2 separate regions of the Homo sapiens genome follow, and region 2 is linked to region 1. Evidence: read pairs that join two places in POLR2A ChIA-PET (ENCODE). Cell type or tissue: PC-9. All regions are shown on one strand. Each heading gives the region's core, and the rest is flanking DNA. Links, peaks and the distances in the headings are about the cores only.

Region 1 (10,503 bases), core at 2,918-5,417:
TGTTTTCTGGCAGATGCACCTGTCCTCATTGGAGCAAAGAAGGGCCTCTGCCTACAAGCAGCCAATGGAAGTCTGGCAGGCAGCTGGGGAGAGCTTGTGTGGTCCACTGCCCCACTGGAGCCTGGGTGATTTCACTGGATGATCAGAGTCTCTCTTGGAAATTTGAACCGTCAATAGGGGAGAGTTTGTAACAGCTGAGAGATGAAGTCAAAGGCGTTCTTGTTCCCCAATTCTTGTTGCTTGTACTGTCCTCAACACATTCCTGTGGTGGAAAGGGAGAGAGAGGTGACCAGTCTTATGCCTCTCCCAAGTGGCTGCTGTGCCACTCACTGTTCAGATTGCTTCCTACCTCATGGGAGAGTGGAGGCGCGGTGGCAGGGGGACCTGCCTCTCCATTCATTCGTTTAACAATTATTGAACACCTCATTATTGCTAGACACAAAGGCCATTAACACTTGGTCCCTGATATTAGGTGCTTACACCTTAGCAGAGGAGACAGAGGCAACAAAAGAGATAATTATATTGCCATTGCCACTTAATAATTATAATGATGAAGAAAGGCAACAGATATTGTTGGGACACTAGGAAAAGATACATATCCATATGGAAAACCTGAGAATAAGTGCGAAACAATGCTTCCTGGAGGAGGTGTTGCCTGAACTGAGTTTTAAAGGGATGAGCAGGACTTCTTCATTCACCAAGTGAAGAGCAAGGGAAGGGCTTTCCAGACTTGATCAAAGGACATGGCTGAGGACCAGCATGGCAGGTGTGGAGGTACTGCAGACAGTTTGGTCGCTATATGAATTGTAAGTGAGGCGGGGCACAGCAAGAAGGAGGCTGAACCTGGTTAGCCCGGCTAAGGAGCTTATACCTCATTTGCCAGGCCAGCTCTCACACACTGGTACTCAAGGCCAGGCATGGAATCTCAGGACAAACTTTATTTGGCCCATAGAAGGTTTTACAGAATTCTGAGTTTGGATGCCTTTAGACAGCCAATCTCCATTTCACCGCAATCCCCACTGCTCCCCATTGCCTACCTATGGACCCGGCACTCATTTCTGTTTCCTCCTGCCTTCTGTAGACTCTAACGATGTGGTGCCTGCTCTGGGGAGTGGAGAGTCTCTGAAGGGTTTCCACCAGGTGATAAGCATGATCATGCCTTTGCTTTACAAAGATTCCCTTGGTGATGATGCAGAGGAGGATGGAGGGGTATCATGGAGACAGACGAGTCCTTTTGGAGGCTGTTGCAATAATCCAGGCAAAAGATGTCAAGGGCCTGCAATTGTGTCCTGGAAGAAAGCATAGTAGGCATGGCAGGATAACCCCACCATCACCCATTGCGGACCCTTGAGGCCTGGGGAAATATGGGAGAAGGTGGTGGGCCTGGAGCTAGCAATTCTATGTCGAGGACCACTTTAAATGACAGACTGTTGTAAGCATCCCTAACCTACTGAGCACCTACTATACCCAAAGGTATGACATTCATAGTCTTCTGTAATTATCCCAACAACCCTGTGGAGCTATTGCTGCCCCTCCCTGCACTATTCTAAGGCTCAAAGAGCTTTCAAGTAGCTCCCACAAAGGATCCTTGCTAAGCGGTTGTCCTGGAATTCAGAGTGAGAATTATGCGATTGCAAGGCTGGGGTTTTGTTCACTACAAGATACCTGTGTGGGTTTATCCTGATGTCATCAGAGTCCAGAGGCCACATTGGACCAGAGTGGTATTTGAGGAGTGTGACCCAGTAGGGGATCAGTATGGACTTTGGCAATTCCCTGACTGAGAAAAAAATAACTGAGAGAAAACTACCCAAGAGGACAAGATGAGAATGTGCATTTGGAGCTTGTTTATTTGGCTTGGAGTCTTAGTCCATCTGGGCTGCTGTAACAAACACCATAGACTAAATTTATTTCTCATGGTTCTGGATGCTGGGAAGTCTAGGATCAAGGTGCCAGCAGATTTGATGTCTGGCAAAAGCCTATTTTCTTTTTCATACGTAGAGCCTTCTAGCTGTGTCCTCACATGGTACAAGGGGCTAGCTAGCTCTCTGGGCCCTCTTTTATAAGGCACTAATCCCAGTTGTGAGGGCTCCACCTTCTAATAGCATTACCATGGGGGTCAGGATTTCAGAATATGAATTTTGGGGGACATAAACATTCAGACCACAGTACTTGGCAAACACCCCTCTACTTTTTCCTCAGAAGATTAGGAAAAGTTTCAAGTTTATTTACACATTAGAACACAAATGCCAAAGCAAGGCTAGATGTTGTACTTTGGGGTCTGCTGGCTATAAAATCTCTGAAGGAGAAACCAGGCTGGAGAGGGCCTCAAGTGGACGGGCCTGGGAGCTCCAGTCCCTAGCTCTGTTCTCTCTGTTCCCCTCCACCAGCTTTAAGGGGAATTAGAAAACCACCTCTATGTCCCAAATGCCAAGCACTCAAAGTCAGTGGTTCTCAAAGTGTGGTTTCCCAACTCGTAGCATCTACACCACCTGAGAACTTGCTTGACCAAATTCTCAGGCCCTACCCAGACCTCCTGATATGGTTTGGCTCTGTGTCCCCACCCAAGTCTCACCTTGAATTGTAATCTCCATAATCCCAACGTGTCAAGGGCAGGACCAGGTAGAGTAATTGAATCACGGGGGTGGTTTTCTCCATGCTGTTCTCGTGATAGTGAGTGCATCTCACAATATCTAATGGTTTTATAAGTGTCTGGCATTTCCCCTGCTTGCACTCATTTTCTCTACTGCCACCCTGTGAAGAGTTGCCTTCCGCCATGATTGTAAGTTTCCTGAGGTCTCCCTAGCCATGCAGAACTATGAGTCAATTAAATCTCTTTTCTTTATGAATAACCCCGTCTTGGGTATTTCTTCATAGCAGCATAGGAATGGACTAACACACTTCCTGAATCAGAAACTCAGGGGATGAGGCCCATCAATCTGTGTTTCAACAAGACTTCCAGGGACTGCGATGTGCACTCAAGTTTGAGAACTACACCAGTAAGTGATAATAAATATGACAACATATTTTTTTGAATGCTTTAATGAACCTTATCTATTTTCCTTGCAATGCCCTGGGCTTCCTCCAAATGAGTAAAGAATTTCTGCAAAGTCACTTAGGGTTCAGCAGAATCCCAGGTGTGGCCAAAGAATGTGCATGGGCAGGTAGACCATCAGTAGGTTAGAACTCAAGTCCCATGATGGCTTTGAAAAAAAATTGATGTTGCTTGATCTGATCTCAGCTTCCAGGGCACCTCTTCAGGGAAGGCTTCCCTGAGCTTCCTGGGCTAAGGTAGAAGCTCCTGTCACATTTTCCCAGAAGCATTCCAAATTTCTGCTTCATCATCACAGTGCTCATCATACTGCAAAAGGTCTATCTGTTTAATCATCTGCTTCCTTCACCCTAAGCTTTTTTTTTTTTTTTTTTTTTTTTTTTTTTTGAGACGGAGTCTCGCTCTGTTATCCAGGCTGGAGTGCAGTGGCTCCATCTCCGCTCACTGCAAGCTCCGCCTCCTTGGTTCATGCCATTCTCCTGCCTCAGCCTCCTGAGTAGCTGGGACTACAGCCACCCGCCACCACACCCGGATAATTTTTTGTATTTTTAGTAGAGACGGGGTTTCACCCTGTTAGCCAGGATGGTCTCGATCTCCTGACCTAGTGATCCTCCCGCCTCAGACTCCCAAAGTGTTGGGATTACAGGCATGAGCCACTGCGCCTGGCCACCCTAAGCTTAGTGAGGGCAGAGACTCTGGTATTCTTGTCCTTGAATCCCTGGAATCTAGCAGAAGGACACTTAGTAAATATGCATTTAGTTAGTTGAACACCAAGCTCACCTTTGCCTGTGGGGCCTTATGCTATCCCTCAGCCTGAATTCTTTCTCCCCAGATTCTGTGTGGCTTGTTTAGCTTCTCATTCCAACCATAGCTGCTAGGTCATCATCTGTTGACCACCCAACCCAACCCGGGCACTACGTTGGTCTCTACCATCCCCAACACTTTGTATTCAACACGGCACTTGATCACTGTTCCATAGTCTGCTGATTATTTTATGTTCTGACTCCTACTTCCTAGAGTGCAAGTTCCCTAGTCAGGGGCTGGTCTATCTTGCTCAACTCCACCCTCAGCACATTAAATCCCTCAGTAAATGATTTTTGAATGATGCATGACTTTTTACTGACTCATTTGTCAAAACACTCTGACATTATCTATGTATGATCATTTTAGAGATTGAGGAAAATAAACTCAAGAACTGGTGACTTGCCCAGGTCACACTACTGGTGGGTAGCAAAACAGCAGCTAGAATCTATAGCTTCTGGCTTTCCAGCCAGTCCTTGTTCCACTACATTCATTACTTCTTTGCTGGACTGAAAAGCTTAGGACTTTTCCTGTAAGTAATACGGAGCCATTGAAGATCTGAAGTTTCAAGGAAGTGGTAGGATGGATTCTCTTTTACTATAAGGTAAGTGCCTCCCTCTCCCATTTTGCCACATTGACTGATCTTATTTCAAAGCCATCTGTTTTTCCACCTGGGGGTCACAAAGTTACTGCCTCACACCATAAATCCACCGTTGGCATTTCCGTGCAGCTGTGTTAGTTGACAGCTCTGCATCACCAGCTCTGTGAAGATGTGGGAAAGCTGGTGCTGTCAGATTCCATCAGCAGAAGATAACCTGTGATTGCTGATGGTTGCACTAATTTACCTGCACTGTCGGGGAGGCCCTTCTGCCCTGTCTGGCATTTCCAGGGAAAGGTACAGTGGAGATAGAGACGTCACTTCAGGAGGCAGCTGATTTATGTCAGAGGATTAATATGACCCTATATCAAGTTCAAGTTTTGGTCAATCAACTCAGAGCCTCATAAACTTTAGAGAAAGGTAACCCCTTTGCTGTTACTTTGGCCCAAAAGAAGAGCACCAATCTTCATTAAAACATGTTTGATAACTGCACAAGGGGGAAAGGATTGATTAAACCAAGTGTAGTACTTTCATAGGATGGAATATTATGTGGCTATTAACATTTGACTTAAAAATAGGTAGAAATAACTGGATTCTTATAATAAATTGGTTAGAAAAATTGGTTACAAAATGTAAAGCACCAAATGAGCCTATGTTTGTTTTGGAAAAGTATAGATGGATAAATGAATGGGTGGATGAATAAAAAGATCATCGATATGTAAACAAATGTATAGTTAGATGGACAGACAGATGATTAAGATAGAAAGACACCAAAGAAAGCGTGGAAAGGCCAACATAAATATGTTAATAGTGGTTATATCTGGATGGCGGGATTAAGAGCAACTTTAAAAATCACTTACCTTTATTTCCTGGTTATTTAATAATAAACTTATATTGCTTTTGTTAACACAAAAGCATAGCTATTAATAACAACAATTCTAATATTCGGAATCAAGAGCTCATCTTTTACCTATGCGTCCTCTTTATACCCTCTTTACTCTTGTTACATGAATGTTCATAATACCCATTCATTCATCCATCCATCCATCCATCCATCCATCCAACCATCCAGGAGGTAGAATCTATCTGGACTTCAGGATGGTATTTAAATAATCCCTCAAGAAAGTTTTATATTGATTTCAGTTCCTCTCATGCCTCTGGGCTATTTTATTCTTCTTGTTGTTGTTACTCTTCTAGACCATGGAGCCCCTTTCTATATCCCATCATGCCAGCCTTTGTACTCTTGGTCAATTTCTACTCACGCTCTAAGACTTTCTTCAGACCTCACCTTTCCCTCTTTCCTCTTGTTGCTTTCATCCCCTCCTTCTACTCCCTCCTCCCTCATGGCCTTTGTTCTCCAATTGCACCTTGTACTTTGTACTCTGCCACCCTTTGTACCCCCGGTCAATTTCTACTCACGCTATAAGACTTTCTTCAGACCTCACCTTTCCCTCTTTCCTCTTGTTGCTTTCATCTCCTCCTTCTACTCCCTCCTCCCCCATGGCCTTTGTTCTCCAATTGCACCTTGTACTTTGTACTCTATTTGAAACTTTCCAATATGTATAGTTATTATCTATGTACTTGCTGTCTCTTGATTAGACTTGGTGCTTCCTGATGCAGAGACTATGTCTTTCATCTCTGCACTCAGGGCCTAACTGCCTAGTAAAAGCTAGTCTGCTTCTCTCACAAGTATGTTTCTGTCAGCCTAAACAGAAGATTGACCAACAACCTTTATACCATTCATTTAATCAACAGGCACTTACTAAGCATCTACTATATCCGAACCACAGAGATTAGTAAGACACAGTTTCTTCCTCCAGGGGCTCACAGCCAGGTTGGGGAGGCAGACATGGGCACATGAAAAAGAACCATAAACAGGCCGCCATAGGATGTCAGAGTCCTATTTCAGCCTAGAGAGAGGGCCTTCTAGGAGTTCAAGAGACCCCTATAGGCTGTCTGGACAGGGGAGAGACTAGATGGCAGGGGGAGGCAGTTAAGGTTTGAACAGAGACTTCAAAGAAGAGAAAGAGAATTTAGACAAACACGAGGGATGAGGGATGGCATTCCAGGTAGGGGGCACTGTGTGGCAAAGGAGCAGAGGTGGTGGGCTCCTGGCTTGTTATGAGTGTCCAGGCTGTGGGAGCTGAAAGGGCATCAGAATTAGTGTCAGCCCCTGGGGTTATGTCTAGCTAGGATCATTTAGAAGCAGTGCGACTTCTCAGAGCCTCAGCTTCTTCACCCATGAATTAAATATTAAATTATCTGCTTTATCTGTCCTATAGGGAAGTTGGGAGAATCCAGTGACTCACGGTGTGTGGAAATTTTTTGTAAATTGTAAAACAATACACTTATGTAATTCACAGAATAAGAATAATCAGCAATATGGCTGGAGGAAGGGATTTATAAGGAAAGAAAACACTTAGGCATGTTGGAATATTTAGAGCAGGGTTTGGGGAAGGCCTTAAAGATTCTGACTCTGACTTTTCCATTTAGCTCTCATGATCCCCAGTACCATTTCTCTTGTGAATTCATTGATCTGGTCCAGCCTGGGTTAGGTGCCCCACCTCATGTTCCCAATATCCCACTTACTTAGTAAGATAGCCTTTTAATTTCTGTTAACATCTATCTTCCCAGCCAGGCTGGGAGTTCATTGAAAGCACACATCTTACTTTATTCATTTTGTAGCCTCAGTGTCTAGCACATTATCTGGCACACAGTCGGGATTCAGTAGATGTCTGTTAGTGATAACTGTTTTAATGGCTACTCTTCATGAAGCGCTTACCAGTTGGCAGTCATTTTGATAAGCACTAAACAAGAATTTGCTCATCATCACAACAACCCTTATTCCCATTTTGCAAATAGAAAAAGTGAGTCATAGGAGGCTTAAATAACTCAGTCAGTTTCACTCAACACATGAGCATTGGAGCTAGAATTTAAGCTGAGGTCCTGAGGTTTCTGAGTGCCATATGTTTCTTGTGAATTCATTCACTCATTCATTCCACCAATAATGATCGTGTGCCTGTCTCGTGCCAGGAACCATTACAGGCTGAAGGAATGTGTCTGGAAGAAGTGATAAATGGGATATCAGATAATCTCATGCTCGGTGAAAATGTGAAACGTATGTGTGACCAAAGTACAGAGCATCCCAGAGGTGTGGGCAACTCAGCTGCGGGTGGGGGTGGAGAGAAGCCTCCAAGAGAAGAGGAAGAGAGCCAAGGGCATTCCATCCAGGTAGAAGAAAGGGCAAGTGGGAGGACACCAGGGTGGGGTGTAGCAAGTTGAGTCTGGATGTTGCAGTGAGTCTTCCTGATTAGACAGTGTACTTCTTGAAGGTGGAAACCGTGTCTTAAACATCTCCACTTTCATAACCCTGCACAATGCCTGCATCTGGTTGCTCAGTGAAAGCTTGGTGGATGACTGAGATGGGTTTCTACATTTTGAAAACAGAGCAAACCTCAAATTTCAGAAGAACACTAGAAGGCCGCACGAGAAAATGACTCCAATTTGCAAGGGGCAGCCAAGCATTACCAGAAGGAAATGAATTTGTGTATTTACTAAGAATCTCTTTGCTTGGCTCAGAATATCCTCAGATCTCCATCTCAAACCTGCTCTCCTGTTAAGAGAATGCACGACAAATTCTGTCTAAAGTACTTTGGCTTTTGCAAGTTGCTAGGATATTAATATATTTATCCACAACCACAGACACTTGGCTCAAGAACAGCCCACTCAGCCCTCACTTGAGGCTAGATCATGGGGATTCAATCAACATGAGGTCCTGAAGGGGCTTTTAAGTCAGCCAGGGACGTGGTCATTGCTTGGAGGTGCCACAGCTGAAGTTTTTCTCCAGGTTTGGTGATAAGAAGTTATTTTTGTTAAGTTGATTTGCTTTGGCCTCTTTTGAGGCTTCATATTCAGTTGTGATTTGCACCTGCCTTTTTTAACCTAAAAACACATGTGAAGGAGAGGAATGGAGGCATATTTTCCCACTCCACAGTCCCTGGGCTTCCAAAATGGGGATGCTTTGGGTCTAGATGTCCTCAAGGAAAATAGGACACTTGGGTTTCGGGGCTCATTACGTGGATGTGAAGGAAATATGGCCTAGAACCTGTTGATATTGTAGCCCAAGGGTCACATACTAGAAGACCACTACCTCTACAATGATTTCAGTGGTGGGCGTGGGGAGGGGAAGGGAACAGGCAGGGCTGTCTTTTGTTAAACTGTAGGATATAGGGATGACTCATGACCTATACAGGGCCAGGCATTTAGCTTTCACATGCCTCAAACACAAATCAATTTGACTACACAAGGGGAAAGCAAAATAAACTCACTTCCTGATTATTTTTTCTTTGGAGGGGGGTCTTGCCTTGTTACCCAGGCTGGAGTGTAGTGATGCAATCATGCCTCACTGCAGCCTTGACCTCCAAGGCTCAAGAGATCCTCACACCTCAGCCTTCCGAGTAGCTGGGACCACAAGCATACACCACCATGCCAGGCTATTTTTTTTTTTTTGGGGGGGGGAGACAAAGTCTTGCTATGTTTCCCAGGCTGGTCTTGAACTTTGGGCTCAAGCAATCCTCCCTCCTCAACCTCCCAAAGTGTTGGGATAACAGGCATGAGCCACCATGCCCAGACCTATTCTTTTTTTTTTTTTTTTTGAAGAGCTGCAACCTTCTGTTGGCATCACCAACAAGCATCATTTTTTGAGGCTCTCTTCATATAGACCCTGAGACTACAAAGGCCAGCACTGGTTCCTACCTATCGTGGTTGTATAATAAGTCACAAAGGTGTGCCATCCCACATTCCCACAGAGATGATAAAAAAGAATCTTCCCTCTGACTAAACTTATTACTTAAATGGATAAGTGATTGTCTATCAAATTATTGGCAGCAAGAGTGGCTTAATATCAATACTTCTGAAACTTTATTTTGAGCTGGCAACTACAAAAACATAACTGTCTCATAGCCCATAACCCTTACAATAGCTCAAGTTTTTTTCCTGGTAACTTTAGTAATATAATTGGCAACTAATTTAACCTGGAAGATTTATTGGCAAGTTATATCGCTCAAAACTGCATGTTTATGTCATAGTTTTAACTATAACTTAAAATAATTCTGTATAATGAAATGGGGGATATATATGGGAATAAATTCTATGCCATTGATTTCAATTTGATTTTCCAAATTGTAATGTTTGCCTTTGTGCTATAGGAATAGGATTAAATGGGATAAGACTAGAATTTATAAGGGCTGTATAAGAGGGGAGGGCAGAGATGAAACAACGAGGGTTATGATGATAGTGAATAGCAAAGAGTGAATTCTGTATGTTTTTGCTGTGGCACTGAAGTGAAGAGATACTAGCTTTGGCTGTTCACAAAATAGGACATCATGATTTTCAGTGTTTGAGAGAAAATTGATGGAAAAAGTTTGCAGTACTTGACGTGTATTTGCATGCACAAAATAAAATTATTTGTCCACCTTAAAAAAAAACTGCATGTTCCATGACACTTTACTAAAATATTTATTAGTGGACAGATAACTCCTACTTTAAAAAGTGTTCAGGTCTAAATCATTTGACTATACTCAGTGGTTTATATGAGCTTTCCCCAAAGCTTCCTTTGCCAAACAGAGTCCCCCAAGAAGATCATATGTGTAGAGGAGATCAGTTATCTGACTAACTCTGTGCTTGGTTTTGGCCATGAGGCTGCACAGAATCAAACGGATCATTCATTGATAAACATCATGAGGGTTCTTATAATTTTTTCTGAACATCCTGATTTATGTCTCATAATTTGATTTTAACATTTTAAAATCTTATAAAAACATAAAATTATGGCTTTTTTTTTTTTTTTTTACCATCACCAGTGATGCCTCCAGGCCCCTTCTTTTATTAAAGCCTAAAATGAGCCTTTTTATGTTTTTCACAAAAACACAACAAAACAAGATTCTACTATTCCAGTTCTGTTCTTGTTGAATTTAAGACACAATCTCTGACCTCAAAGTGGCCACAGAGAAAGGGCAGAAAACGATTTTCTGCACTGCACTTTTACCAATGGAAA
Region 2 (10,503 bases), core at 3,242-5,741, 220 kb before region 1:
TCTGGGTGTTCCTGTATTGGGTGCATATATATTTAGGATAGTTAGCTCTTCTTGTTGAATTGATCCCTTTACCATTATGTAATGGCCTTCTTTGTCTCTTTTGATCTTTGTTGGTTTAAAGTCTGTTTTATCAGAGACTAGGATTGCAACCCCTGCCTTTTTTTGTTTTCCATTTGCTTGGTAGATCTTCCTCCATCCCTTTATTTTGAGCCTATGTGTGTCTCTGCATGTGAGATGGGTTTCCTGAATATAGCACACTGATGGGTCTTGACTCTTTATCCAATTTGCCAGTCTGTGTCTTTTAATTGGCACATTTAGCCCATTTACATTTTAGGTTAATATTTTTATGTATGAATTTGATCCTGTCATTATGATGTTAGCTGGTTATTTTGCTCGTTAGTTGATGCAGTTTCTTCCTAGTCTCGATGATCTTTACAATTTGGCATGATTTTGCAGTGGCTGGTACCAGTTGTTCCTTTCCATGTTTAGTGCTTCCTTCAGGAGCTCTTGTAGGGCAGGCCTGGTGGTGACAAAATCTCTCAGCATTTGCTTGTTTGTAAAGTATTTTATTTCTCATTCACTTATGAAGCTTAGTTTGGCTGGATATGAAATTCTGGATTGAAAATTCTTTTCTTTAAGAATGTTGAATATTGGCCCCCACTGTCTTCTGGCTTGGTGAATTTCTGCCGAGAGATCAGCTGTTAGTCTGATGGGCTTCCCTTTGTGGGTAACCCAACTTTTCTCTCTGGTTCCCCTTAACATTTTTTCCTTCATTTCAACTTTGGTGAATCTGACAATTATGTGTCTTGGAGTTGCTCTTCTTGAGGAGTATCTTTGTGGCGTCCTCTGTATTTCCTGAATTTGAATGTTGGCCTGCCTTGCTAGATTGGGTAAGTTCTCCTGGATAATATCCTGCAGAGTGTTTTCCCACTTGGTTCCATTCTCCCCGTCACTTTCAGGTAAACCAATCAGAGGTAGATTTGGTCTTTTCACATAGTTCCATATTTCTTGGAGGCTTTGTTCGTTTCTTTTTATTCTTTTTTCTCTAAACTTCTCTTCTCGCTTCATTTCATTCATTTGATCTTCCATCACTGATACCCTTTCTTCCAGTTGATCAAATTGGCTACTGAGGCTTGTGCATTTGTCATGTAGTTCTTGTGCCGTGGTTTTCAGCTCCATCAGGTCCTTTAAGGACTTCTCTGCAGTGGTTATTCTAGTTAGCCATTCATCTAATCTTTTTTCAAGGTTTTTAACTTCTTTGCTATGCGTTCAAACTTCCTCCTTTAGCTCGGAGAAGTTTGATTGTCTGAAGCCTTCTTCTCTCAACTCGTCAAAGTCATTCTCCATCCAGCTTTGTTCCGTCACTGGTGAGGAGCTGTGTTTCTTTGGAGGAGGAGAGACGCTCTGATTTTTAGAATTTTCAGTTTTTCTGCTCTGTTTTTCCCCCATTTTTGTGGTTTTATCTACCTTTGGTCTTTGATGATGGTGACGTACAGATGGGGTTTTGGTGTGGATGTCCTTTCTGTTTGTTAGTTTTCCTTCTAACAGTCAGGACCCTCAGCTGCAGGTCTGTTGGAGTTTGCCAGAGGTCCACTCCAGACCCTGCTTGCCTGGGTATCAGCAGCGGAGGCAGCAGAACAGCGAATATTGGTGAACAGCAAATGTTGCTGCTTGATGATTCCTCTGGAAGTTTGTGTCAGAGGAGTACCCAGCTGTGTGAGGTGCCAGACTGCCCCTGCTCGGGGGTGCCTCCCAGTTAGGCTACTCAGGGGTCAGCAACCCACTTGAGGAGGCAGTCTGTCTGTTCTCAGATCTCAAGCTGCATGCTGGGAGAACCACTACTCTCTTCAAAGCTGTCAGACAGGGACATTTAAGTCTGCAGAGGTTTCTGCTGCCTTTTGTTTGGCTATGCCCTGCCCCCAGAGGTGGAGTCTAAAGAGGCAGGCAGGCCTCCTTGAGCTGCGGTGGGCTCCACCCAGTTCGAGCTTCCCAGCCACTTTGTTTACCTACTCAAGCCTCGGCAATAGTGGCGCCCCTCCCCCAGCCTCACTGCTGCCTTGCAAATTGATCTCAGACTGCTGTGCTAGAAACGAGTGAGGCTCCGTCGGCATAGGACCCTCCAAGCCAGGCGCGGGATATAATCTCCTGGTTTGCCGTTTGCTAAGACTGTCGGAAAGTGCAGTATTAGGGTGGGAGTGACCCGATTTCCCAGGTGCTGTCTGTCACCCCTTTCCTTGGCTAGGAAAGGGAATTCCCTGACCCCTTGCACTTTCCAGGTGAGGCGATGCCTTGCCCTGCTTCAGCTCATGCTCAGTGCGCTGCACACACTGTCTTGCACCCACTGTCTGACAGTCCCCAGTGAGATGAACCCGGTACCTCAGTTGGAAATGCAGAAATCATTCGTCTTCTGCGTCACTCACGCTGGGAGCTGTAGACTGGAGCTGTTCCTATTTGGCCATCTTGGCTAGAGTCCAGTAATTACTATTTTCTAAATTGTATTTTCCTACATTTTTAAAAAGTTATGCAATAACATGTGAATCGCTATTATAATCTCTCTCATATATATATGACTATTATAATCTCTCTCTGTATATATTTTTCTTCCAGTTTTTACCTGAGATGTTAGAAGAGGGAATCAAGCATTTGGATGATTTAACTAACAAGTATTGAGTATCTTCCCTAGGCTAGACAGCTCTATCAATGAATTGCCTGCATATGATTGTGCTAGGTGCTGTAGATACAAAACATTGGACTGAGTTGCTATTAAAACTCATTTCTGATCTGGGTTCTTTGTCTCTCATTTCTATGACCAAAAAAAAAAAAAAAAAGCAGAAATTAGACATTATGTCACAGAGGAAAGGAAGCATAAAATAAATACTTTTTATTTTTAGCAGAAAGGGTAGACAAAATTTGGTTTGTGCCCAAGAATCAGTAGAATGGGCAGGCTTGCAATGTTCACTCCTGGGAAGGAATCTAGACATAAAAGTCCTTTCTGGAAGATAATCAGAGAGAGAGAGAGAGGGAGAGAGAGAGAGAGAAATAGTTCAGGGTGTTTTTGTAATTTATTGAGCTATTCTTTTAAGGTCTGGAGAGAGTACCCCTTCTTCCCACTGCATTTTAGTATCATTCCTGTCAACATAAACCCCACAAGGGTCATAGGCAGAGGAAAAAGTGTGTCTGTTTTTATTTGTTTGTGTTTCAGAAGCCAGAGGGAGAATAAATAAAAACTGCAGACCAAGAGAATAAAAGGCTATGGGAAGTAAGCAACGTCCAGGCTGATTGTGTCCTTGGGGATGGAGTCCTATTGGGCCTCTGTATGCTCCATGTCGTACATCTTTGGAATGACCTCAGGACTGAGTTTCTTGCTTTCAAAATTGGTTGCTCTGGGAGACAGCATGCTGACATCTGAAAAACTTGGGACTTGGATTCAGAGTGTCTGAGTCTTGGTCCAGGCTTTCACCCAAAAAAGTGGGGTGGCCTGAGCATGTTATTTATGCTGTTAGCTTCAGTTTCCACATCTCCAAAGTTGGGGGAAATAATATTTACCTGAAAGAGCTTGTCTGTGAATTAAATCTTCTGCCTTTTATGTTTCAATAGTTTCTTACTTTCTTGCAGAGAGAGCCCGCGTCCCTTGGTCTGACATATGAGGCCTTCAACTGACCCCACTCTCTTCTCATTCCACTCTGCTTTGAGTGTCCTGTGATCAGCCATACCTCAGAACTTGCATTATTCTTTCAGTGTTTTCTCACAGCCCTCATTCCTTTACACAAATAACTCCCTCTTCATGCAAAACCCCTTTCTGCATTATCTGGCTAACAAACTTCTCTTCCCTGAAAACTCAGCTTTTCTTTGGTAAGTCTTCCCTTGTTCCATAGGCCTAATTAATTGTGGCTTCTTTGCCAATCCGTTTCATCTGTGTAAACCTCCAATTTAGCAAGTATAATTATTTATGCATCTATCTTTCCTAGAAAATACAGAGTTCCTGTATTATAAATCTTCATTTCCCCAGTGAGTAATGTCCCATAACAAGTGATGAGCAAATGTAGGTCAAGTAAATACATACAATGTCAGGAGTTTGGAGGCAAAACATTTCTGATGAAATGTCAGAGAGAAGCAGAAAGACCAAAAATGAGGTCTAGATTCTGATGCTGGCTCTCATCTCAACAAGTCATCCTTTCTGGGCCTTGATTTTCTCATCTTAAAGCAAAAGGATAGCACCAGATATTCTCTAAGACTCTTGTCAACTCGAGTATCTTCTAATTGTTCTGCTTTTGTGAAACAGCAGAGATTCTACTTTTTTTGCTAAGGGACCCACATCTGAAGGCAGTTAGAAGTAACCACAAAGTAGGGTACAAGACAGAGACAGACTCTACTATAGTGGAAAGGGTGTTAGATTAGACTAGAAAATCAAGGTTTAAGTTTTGTCTCTACTGCTTCCTAACAACTATAAGATTTTGCTCAGATAAATTATTTCTTTTCTGGGAACTTTATTTCTCTCATTTGTGATATGGGAAGAATAAAGCTGTAGCAAAGGGCTTGTCAGGATTAAATTGGTAATACATACTATAATTCTGTCTACCCAAAACAGAGAATTGCTATTTTGATTATTATCACTCTCACCAATTTTGAGTTTTGAAAGGCCTACCTAAAAAACCAGAGGGGCTTTTTGAGAGTTTCTTAAAAAGAGATCATTGATGTTAAATTACTGGCCAGGAATTCACACTCCAAATTTTACAATCAAAGTCTTTACAATGTTCATTCCGCTAACTGCTTGATTCCACAGCTACAGCCCTCAACCACTCCAGCTTTGAAGTTAGGCATAAATTAGACCATCTTCAGCTTCTACATTGGGATGAAAATTATTCAGTGGTGAATTGTCTCATAAACTGTGATCAAATGTACCATCAAACAACACAATAGACATTGTAAGCAGTATAATAATTTCTCAGTGATGCTGGGATGGAGTGCGAGGGCTCCCAGGCCTCAGAGAAGCTGATACATATCTGCTCAAATAAAGTACTGTTTTCTTCTTGATTTCATTGAGAATAACCTCAGATGTCAACTGTGTATCTCTATGTCTGTGTATTTATATAAGCTAGTTTATGACTTATATAATCCAGGCACCAAAAAATATAAAGTATTTCACAATGTTTTTATGATGAGAGTTTAGAAGTATATGGCATTCTTGGCTCCCTCTTAGAATCCGTCTATTGACTTACAGCTGAACTTTCTGGATAACATGACAATACAGATGAGAGTAGCAGCCGCCCAATTGTCTACATGGACCCTTAGTACCACTCATCCCTCCTGTCCCTATTAAGAACACTGAGAAGCAGCAAGCTCATGGTCTGAAAGTCACAGGCGTCACTCTAAAATTCTTGCTGAGACTGTAGAATTGTAAGGCAGCCAGTAGGGTTCTGGGGTAAACCCCAGGCCCACAGAGAAGCTGGACTCTGAGGAAAGTGGTCACTTGACTTCCTCCCTCATCTCCTGTTCAACATATTCTTCCAGAGAAGTGGGAGAGGACACAGGGAAAAGAAAAAGGTGTGAGAGTCATTTCACAGTTTGTCAAGATAAGAATTTGTGCATGTAGGCCAGGCACAGTGGCTCACGCCTATAATCCCAGGACTTTGGGAGGCCAAGGCCAGTGGATCCCTTGAGGACAGGAGTTTGAGACTAGCCTAGCCAAAATGGTGAAACCCCATCTCTACTAAAAATACAAAAACTTAGCTGGGTGTGGTAGCAAGTGCCTGTAATCCCAGCTACTGGGGAGGCTGAGGAAGGAGAATTGTTTGAACCTGGGAGATGGAGGTTGCAGTGAGCTAAGACTGCATCACTGCACTCCAGCCTAGGTGACAGAGCAAGACTCCATCTTGAAAAAAAAAAAAAGAATTTATGCACCTAATCTTTTTAGCATAATAGCATCGGATTTATTATCTACTCATTTCAATAGATACTTGGCAAATACTGCTTTCTGTTAGTGATTGTGTTTTTATATACAAAATGTGAGTAGTATAGTATGATGGTGAAGAGCTCAGACTCTGAGATCAGAGAATTTGGGGCCAAATCCTGGCTCTGCCATTTATCAACTACATGACTTTGGGCAAGTTATAAAAGCTTATTGGTCTCAGTTTTTTATGTCTGTAAAGGGAGATAATCTTTTTCTCCTACCTCATAATTGTTATAAAGTTTCAGTGCCACAAAAGAAATAGCACTAGAATATCAAATTTTCTTTTTTCTTCTCAGCAAGGCAATTTACTTCTATAGAAGGGTGCACCCTCACAGATGGAGCAATGGTGAGCACACACCTGGACAAGGGAGGGAAAGGAATTCTTATTCCTGACGCATGTGGCTAACATAAGGATGCTATGATGACTAATGAGATATTACCTGTAAGGCACTTAGAATAATGTTCAGCACCTGGGAAAACTGGCTACCATAAGCAGAAAACTGAAACTGGACCCCTTCCTTACCCCTTATACAAAAATTAACACAAGATAGATTAGATACTTAAATGTAAAACCCAAAACCATAAAAACCCTAGAAGAAAATCTAGGCAATACCATTCAGGACATAGGCATGGGCAAAGATTTTATGATGAAATCACGAAAAGCAATTGCAACAAAAGCTAAAGTTGACAAATGGGATCTAATTAAACTAAAGAGCTTCTGCACAGCAAAATAAACCATCATCAGAGTGAACAGGAAACCTACAGAATGGGAGAAAATTTTTGCCGTCTACCTATCTGACAAAGGTCTAATATCCTGAATTTACAAGGAACTTAAACAAATTAACAGGAAAAAAAACAAACAACCCAATCAAAAAGTGGACAAAGGACATGAAGAGATACTTCTCAAAAGAAGACATTTATGCAGCCAACAAACATATGAAGAAAAGCTCAACATCACTGATCATTAGAGAAATGCAAATCAAAACCACAATGAGATACCATCTCATGCCAGTTAGAATGGCGATTATTAAAAAGTTAAGAAATAACAGATGCTGGCGAGGCTGTGGATAAATAGGAACACTTTTACACTGTTGGCGGGAATGTAAATTAGTTCAACCATTGTGGAAGACAGTGTAGTGATTCCTCGGGGGTCTAGAACCAGAAATACCATTTGATCCAGCAATCCCATTATTGAGTATATATGCAAAGGAGTATAAATCATTCTACTATAAAGACACATTCACATGTATGTTTATTATAGCACCATTTACAATAGCAAAGACATGGAACCAACCCAAAAGCCCATCAGTGATAGACTGCATAAAGAAAACATGGTATATATACATCATCAAATACTATGCAGCCATAAAAAGGAATGAGATTATGTTTCTTTGCAGGAACATGGGTGAAGCTGGGAGCCATCATTCTTAGCAAACTAACACAGGAACAGAAAACCAAACACCACATGTTCTCACTCATAAGTGGGAGCTGAACAATGAGAACACATGGACACAGGGAGGGGAACAACACACACCGGGGCCTGTCATGGGCAGCAAGGGGTGGGAGAGCATCGGGACAAAGAATTAATGCATGCGGGGCTTAATACCTAGATCATGGGTTGGTAGGTACAGCAAACCACTATAGCATATGTTTACCTATGTAACAAATCTGCATGTTCTGCACATGTATCCAAAACTTAAGGTAAAAAAAAAAGAAAAAATAATGCTCAGTACCTAGATTTTTTCAGTGGCTATCAGCTGCTTATTATTCTACCTTGTGAGCTTCTTAAGGGCAAGGACTATGAATTCATTCATTCAACAAACAATTACCAAGTATGTACTATGTGCCAGGCATTGGATTTACGGAGATGGTTAGCACACTAGTACCTGACAACAGAGTCTAGTGGAAATCAATAGGTACTTTTCTACAAATATGGAGATGAGTCCTATGTGAGGTATGTAGAAGATAATAAGGGACCTCAGTGTTACAATGATTAATTTTGTCCAAGAGAGCCAAGAAGAATTCAACCTTGAAGTTGGAAAGGCATATACCAGATTCAAAAGGCAGAGAGAACTTTCTAGGGGAAGTGCATGTTAGATACTTACACATATCTGTGTATGTGTGTATACACATAGGAATATATATACATATATATATATTCAAGATTGAACATATGTATACATATGGAATATTGTTAAATCATCTCTGAGAGATATGATTTTAAATTTCCCATTATGACTACAGATTTGCTGATCTGTCAGTATTTGTCCTATAAGTTTTTAGTCAATATTAGGTAAATACAAGTTTATGACTGTTATATCTTCCTGGAGGAGGTTCTTTTCATTATTATCTAGTATTTTCTATTTTTACTAATGCTTTTTTTCTTAATTTGTTTTTGGTCAAATACTAATATCGTTACCAGCTTTATTTGATTCATATGTTACATCTTGTTTCATACAATTTAGTTTCAATCTTTGGGCCATTTTGTTTTGAATATGTCCCTTTCATGAAGTGTATAGCCAAATGACCTAAAAATCTAATGTGATAATCTCTAGCTTTTAATAAATGAATTTAATTCATTTACCATTATTTTGATTACTACTTTTTGGATATATTTTTACCATTTTATTTTATTTCTTTTTTCTTCTTACTAATGAATATCATTTGATGGTTCTTAAAACAAGTCTTTATAGGTAGAAAATACTCTTCTTTTGTGAATCTGAATATGATTTTATTTTTCTTACTTCTTTTTATGGTCTGAACTGTGTTTCTCCCCCACACCCAAATTTATATGTTGAAGTTCTAACCCCCAGTCCTTACAATGTGACTGTTTAGAGCTAGATCCTGTAAAGGGGGTGATTAAGTAAAAATGAGGCTGTTTTAATCCAATATGACCATATTTTAATCCAATATGACCAGTGCCCTTTTAAGAAAAGGGAAATTGGACACATAAAGAGACACCAGGGATGTCCATACATAGGGAAAAGACTATATGAGGGTACAGTGAGAATCCAACCATTTGCAGGCCAAGGAGAGAGGCCTCGGGAGAAACCCAAACTGCCAACACCTTAATCTTGGACTTCTAACCTGAAAGACTGTAAGAAAATAAATTTCTATTGTTTAAGCCAGTTGGTCTGTGATATTTTGTTATAGCAGCCCTAGCAAACTCATACACTCTTGAATGACAGTAATACAGGGTGTAGAAGTCTAAGTCAAATATTTTCCTCTCAAACATTTTGAAGATGTCTGTTTTCTTCTGGCAGAGATTGCTGCTAATGAATTACTTGCTGTCAGACTCACTGTCATTCTGTGGTAGGTAATTTGTCCATTTTCTATAGTAGGTTAGAAGATATTCTTTCTATCCATGATATTGTGCACTTTTTATGTCGGTATATTTCTATTTTTATTTATCTTTTGGCCCTCTTGTGTTTTCAGTCTCAGTCCAGTGGTCTGTTTTCTATGCTGAAAAAATTTCATTCATTGTCTTTTCAAATACTGCTTTTCTACCCTTCTCTATGAGCCAATCATAGTTAGCTTGGCTCAAGTCCTAGTTGCACAGCTGTTCTGCTCCCTGCTGGAGCTTTATAGAAACCCCAACCCTGGGCAACAGGTGGTGTGACATTAAGCCTCCTTTTGTGGATAGGAGAGTTCTCCCCTAGAACTAAAACTAGTTCAGTTTTAGTGCACAATAGTCAGTCTGGTTCCCTGCCACATTTGGTTCTCAATGCCCCAGAAATTCAACTGCCAGCTGTCTTGGATAGTTAGGTGAAGAGCCTTGCAGAGCACACCTTTGGCTTCCTGATTAGTGCTATGTGTTTTCTTTTATTTATAGACCACAGAGGTGCTTATCTTTCTTTTAACTGTGATTTTCAGAAACTTTTTATTTTAAAATAATTTTGGTCTTACAGAAGAGTTTCAGAGATAGTATAGAAAGTTCCCATATACCTTTCACACAACTTATCCTAATGTTAACATCTTATATAACACAGTTAGGTTTTTAATTTTTTTCTTTTTTGTACTGAATATTTGACACTCAAAGGCAGTGGAAGCATGAATGCACTGAGCCACCTTGACCAAAAGCTCTAACCCAGAAATGTTTCCCTTGATTAGCCATTTAATCACCCATCCATGCATTCAACAAAGATGTTTTCAGCTTATGATGTTAGCACTGTCCTAGGCACAAGGAACATGGCAGTAAACAGACCAGGCAAACATTCCTGCCCCTGTGTTGTTAAAATGTTAGTGTTGGAGATAGACGTAAAGGATATAAAAATGGTAAAATATATAGTGTATTAAATAGTGGTAACTGCTAAGGAGAAAAGGAAAGCATGAGGAGAGGATAAGAAGTGTTAGGGGATAGTGGGGGATTGTTTGCAGTATTCAATATGAGGCTGGGAAGGCCTCTTTGAGAAGGACAATTGAATGAATACCTAGAGAGGTGTGGGTGTGAGCTGTACAAATATCAGGGGAAAACAGTCCTCCAAGTAACCTTGAGAACTAGGCATTATAACCACAAGGAAACAGGTTTAGAGGAATTAAGAAACTTGCTTCTG

Evidence for each region. ChIA-PET counts read pairs that join two places held together with the same protein. Peaks named below come from ENCODE experiments on the same cell type or tissue, not always from the same donor. Only the 100,000 strongest peaks of a DNase experiment are listed, where the experiment ranks them.
Region 2: POLR2A ChIA-PET joins it to region 1 with 5 read pairs; 2 of 35 experiments call an interaction of 5 or more read pairs at or near these places.

Annotation. Positions count from the first base shown.
Region 1 is chr1:59,023,647-59,034,149 of GRCh38, reverse strand. All of the region lies in intron 2 of LINC01358 (long intergenic non-protein coding RNA 1358), which reads right to left. Among named protein-coding and RNA genes, the nearest start is that of LINC01358, 8.4 kb to the right of the region's middle. RefSeq lists an enhancer at 7,508-7,567. In PC-9, for the core only: no CTCF peak of the experiment used is centred there; a DNase peak (open chromatin) is centred at 4,169; H3K27ac peaks cover 1,504 bases.
Region 2 is chr1:59,242,787-59,253,289 of GRCh38, reverse strand. No RefSeq gene overlaps it. Among named protein-coding and RNA genes, the nearest start is that of FGGY-DT, 49 kb to the left of the region's middle. In PC-9, for the core only: no CTCF peak of the experiment used is centred there; no DNase peak of the experiment used is centred there.